Linked DNA regions of Homo sapiens: region 2 is linked to region 1. The links are chromatin loops, found by intact Hi-C in ENCODE. Cell type or tissue: PC-9. All regions are shown on one strand.

Region 1 (2,500 bases):
GATCGCATGAGGGGGTAAATAGTAAGTGGTGGGGATCATTGGGAACCATATCAGAAGCTTCCTTCCATAGTGTGTTTAATCATCATAACCTTTCTGTGATATTCTCTAGAGTTTTCTTAATGCATGTATTTAAAGCTCTATGGTTAGAAAACAAATATAGTACCAAGAATCTACTTCCCAAGTCTGCATTTTATTCAAAAACTCTATTGAAGTGTTATTGTATATTTGTATGTCTTTTCTAAGAAAATTTTGCCTGCACTGAGATCACAGATTTTCTGTTTTATCTGGTGTCAGTTTTGGTAAACTGTATTTCAAGAAGTTAAAATTTTTGGCACAATGTTATCGTTAACATTCTCCTGTTACTCTTTTAATATGCATAGGATATGCCATGATAATCCATCACTTGTTCTTGATATTACCCACACTCTCTATCTTTCTGTATTTTCTTGTTCTGTCTAGTAGGGGCTTATCAATTTTATTGTTCCTTTTAAAGAATCCACTTTTTAATTCTAAAATTTTCTTGGTTGCTGGTCTATTTCATTGATTTCTACTCTATATTTTTCTTTTTTTTTCTATGCATAATGGGTTTAATTTGCTCTACTGTTTCTAGGTTCTTAAGGTGCATCATTGATTTGGAACTTTCTTCTTCTCACATAGAAATATTTAAAGCCATTATTTTCCCCCTAAACACTGCTTTAGCTCTGTATCACCAAGTTTGACATATTGTATTTTCAATATCACTGTTAAAAATATTATCTAATTTTCATTGCAATGTCTTCTAAGACCCATGAATTATTTATCAGTGAGTTGTTATTTTACAAATGTTCAAGGTTTTCCTGGGTATCTGTGATGGCTAATATTGAGTGTCAACTTCATTGGATTGAAGAATGCAAAATATTGTTCCTAGGCGTGTCTGTGAGGGTGTTGCCAAAGGGGATTAACATTTGAGTCACTAGACTGAGAGAGGCAGACCCACCCTCAATCTGGGTGGGCACCATCTAATCAGCTGCCAGCACAGCTAAGATAAAAGCAGACAGAGGAATGTGGAAGAACTAGACTGGCTGAGTCTTCTGGCCTCAATCTTTCTCCCTCACTGGATGATTCATGCCTTGAACATCAGTCTCCAAGTTCTTCAGCTTTTTGAATCTTGGACTTACACCAGTGGTTTTCCAGGGGCTCTGGAGCCTTTGGCCACAGACTGAAGGCTGCACTGTTGGCTTTTCTACTTTTGAGGTTTTGGGACTCAGACTGTCTTCCTTGCTCCTCAGCTTGCAGATGGCCTATTGTGGGACTTCACTTTATGTCTGTGTGAGTCAATACTCCTTAATAAACTCCCCTTCATATCTACATCTATTCTATTAGTCCTGTCCCTCTAGAGAACCCTGACTAGTAAAATACCTTATTGTTGCAAATTTCTAACTTGATTTTACTCCGCTCAGAGAATATACCTTGCATAATTTAATTTCTTTTAAATATATTGTGATTTGCTTAACTGCCCTGCAAATGCTCTTAGTAAACATACCATGAGTGCTATACTTAATATTTTGTATTGTAAATATCAGTTCGTTCAAATTTTATAATATTTTTCAGATCTTCTGTGTGTTTACTGATATTTTGTGTAGTTTTTTCTATAAATTTCTGAGAAGGTGGTGCTAAAAATATCTTTTGTGAGATACAGTTCTCCTTGGACCTCTTGCATTCCTATGTATTTTGCTGGGTGTGCCAATACTGCAAAGCTCTGATCCTTCTTTTACCTGGGCCATTTTTGGGGGTTGTTAATGTCACTGATAGCATTGAGAGAAAAAGTGCCATCCCCCAGCCTCCAGAAAAGCTGCGTACTCACCTACTGCTTGTAATAAAAGCAGTGGCTTCCCCAGTCTGAATTTCTGAGATACATTATGCACCCATCTGAGCCCATCCTGTTTCCCTCATGAGACTTGGGGGCAAAGAGAACTGATAGAAGTATGCTAATGCTTATGCTGCTTGCCATGAAAAATAATTCCTTTTTTTCTGACCCAAGAGCCTTGTATTTTCAGTCAGCATCCATGAAACAGTAGTTGGCTAATTTCTCATAAGTAGGGTAAATTCAAATACCAGATCCAATATTCTACTGTGATGATAGATTGATTTATTTCTCTTTATAATTCTATAAATTATTGATGAAGTAAAAAGCTATACTGTATAAGCCCATGTGGCAAGGAGTGGCAGGTGGCCTCCAAGAACTGTTAGAAGCCTCTAGGAATTGAGAGTGGCCTCCTGTTGATAGTTAGTAAAAAGTTGGAGCCCTCTGATACAGTTTGGATATTTGTTCCCCCAAATCTCATGTTAAAATGTAATTGCCAATGTTGGAGGTGGGACCTGGTGGGAGGTGTGTGGGTCATGGGACAGATCCCTCATAGCTTGTTGCTGTTCTTGTGATAGTGAGTTCTTGTAAGATCTGGTTATTAAAAAGTGTGTGGCACCCCCCACCACTCTCACTCTTGCTCCTGCTACCTCCATG
Region 2 (2,500 bases), 86 kb before region 1:
CGCTGAGTCACTCAGTTCTCAGCCATCTGACCTTTTCTCTGAAATCTCTACTTTAAAATCTCATCCAGATTTATAGTGAAGTGTCTCCTCTATGAGAACAAATATGAATAAGTATATTTGCCTCTAACTCCTTCTCTCCAGCTCCATTTGTATATTTCCAAATGCATTTTGGAATTCTCCTCTTGAATTACGTATAATCATACAAAACTGAACAGATCTAAAACTCAACTCATGATCATCTCCAAACTACATTCAGCTATTCCTCCTAATTTCCTAATTTCTACTCAATTTCCAAATTAATTGAACTAAAATGTTAATGACAGTCCTGCTCAGAATAATACATATCTGACTGCTCTTCCAAATCTACCCAGATTTAGCTCTGGACCTCATTTAATCCTGAAACTCTAAAGTAAATCTTCAATTCCTCTATTACCTGCACTTGACAGAGCTCTTGAGGTTGAATCCCTCACGAACAAACTTTCATCTCCAGCCTGGCTGCTGTGCCTACATATTATGTTTGACCTAAAAAAATCACCTAACATTTCATCACTGTACTAAAAAACAAAACAAAACAAAACTTTGGTGCATTAGTAGAGTCATAGGATTTATTCAATTCTTTCCATTATTCTGAAGCCTGGTTTCTAAATAGCCTCTGCATCCAACTACCCCACACCCTAAAGCTTCCTGGCCAATCTATCTGTATCTCCATTGTTTTATTTCCTCCTCACCCATCTCCTGAGTGAATGCTGAGCTAATTTAATTTGCTAAAGCAGTGACCTAAGATAGCTTGTCTACAAACACAAAAAAACAACGGTGAAGTCCATACATAGCTGATAGCTTCTATTTCTTCTTTAAGATGGCCTATAAATTATTGGTTATTACAAAAGAAGAGCTCTGAGGCTTGAGGCATATTTTGAGTTATCTCTATGTTTCAATATTAAGTTACATATTTTTCAGAACCTTGTAAAATAGTTTCTTTGCTCCTCACCAAATACATAGGTATGATAACAAACTACCTAGTTAACTTATTTTCCTAAACTTTAAGATAAGGCACTTAAATGTTTACTTTTGGCCCTACAGAAACACTTACTATTTATAAATACTTCTGATGGATAATTGCTTTATTTTTTAAAAAAAGACAGCTAATTTAAATATTTCAAGTAAACAAAAATTAATGATTTATATGTGCAGAATGATTTATACTTTGATATAGTCAACTCTGATCATGCCTACTCTCCATACACACACTCCTCATTGTATTACTATTTTTCAATTTAATGTGTTGGCTGAGCAGTGACATTTCTTGAAGTCCTATTTTCCAAAGAACTAGCAAATATTGCATTGGAAAGCAGAATTCTAAACCTTTCGCCCACACCATTATTGTAACATGGGATGGAAGGCACTGCGCCTGAGAAAACAGAACATAACAAAACAAAACATCATCCAAGCAAATTAAGTATTTTGAGGAATGCAGTGACATATCTTTCCAAAGTCACAGAAAATTTGTTTCTGGAAGCTCTGATTATAACTTTATGGTCATATCATGAGCTCCTATTATTATCTTTCCACTAAAATACTACTGTAGTACTTCTACAATTATAGGCAAAACGGAAAAGCTTTTTATGGGAAAAAATTAATGTAAGATTTTACAATACTGTTGAAACAGTATTGTAACAGCAAACAACTCAATTTCAATTTTACCTTTCTAATTTCTTTTCCCACCTTCAGGATTCAAGAATATGTAGTTGTTTGAAACCCATACGGAATAGTGAGAAAACTTGATGGGGCTGGGAAGTAGGATCTCTGAGTAACTGTCCTCCCTCTGCTGGGTCTCTTTTTGCATTTCTTTTAGCTCAAATATTTGCCCTTCCTTTTATTCCTTCACATTCTCTCCCTTAAGAATTTCAGCCATTCCTGCCCTTTCAACCACAATGTCTATGGAGTAATAAAGAACAAGTCTAGTTCTCCAGTTGACACTCCTAACTCACTTTTTTCTGAACTTGTATAAGCCAGGCACTAGGCTGTAGGCTAAACATTAAAAGATGAGTAAGACAGACTCTGCTTTCAGTGAGATTACATTTTAATACAGAAAGGTAGATTAACAGATCAATAGATTAATAGATTAATAGATCAACCAAGCCTGCTGTGGGAGACCCAAAAAAGGGGCAATTCGCCCAAAATGGGGCATCAGGAGATGATGACTAAGATGAGTTCTGAAAAAATGTGTAGAGATTAAGAATGCAAAGAGAGTTATGAGAACATACCAGGCTGAGGGGAGAGGAGAAACAAAGGCATTCAGCAGTGTTTCACCTGACCATGTGTACAGACATGTCTATGCATTACAGTGGAGGCAAAATTCCAGGTGCAAGGAGTTAGACCTGGAGTTTGCAGATGGTGAAAGGAAGGGGAAATAGTAAGGTCAAGGAAAGATATTTTTACCATTTTACCAGTGATTCACAAGGAAGGAGGGGAAATCACTTTATGGGCTTTTCTAATTGCC

Evidence for each region. Hi-C counts contacts between places; a loop is a spot of excess contacts. Peaks named below come from ENCODE experiments on the same cell type or tissue, not always from the same donor. Only the 100,000 strongest peaks of a DNase experiment are listed, where the experiment ranks them.
Region 2: a loop joins it to region 1, with 2.6 times the contacts of the local background. A loop is called at or near these places in 1 of 110 quality-filtered maps.

What each region holds. Positions count from the first base shown.
Region 1 is chr7:114,900,545-114,903,044 of GRCh38, reverse strand. No RefSeq gene overlaps it. Among named protein-coding and RNA genes, the nearest start is that of MDFIC, 20 kb to the left of the region's middle. In PC-9, no CTCF peak of the experiment used is centred here; a DNase peak (open chromatin) is centred at 1,024; H3K4me3 peaks cover 461 bases; H3K27ac peaks cover 1,149 bases.
Region 2 is chr7:114,986,435-114,988,934 of GRCh38, reverse strand. The region is part of intron 4 of MDFIC (MyoD family inhibitor domain containing); the gene reads right to left. Among named protein-coding and RNA genes, the nearest start is that of MDFIC, 66 kb to the right of the region's middle. In PC-9, no CTCF peak of the experiment used is centred here; no DNase peak of the experiment used is centred here; H3K27ac peaks cover 1,017 bases.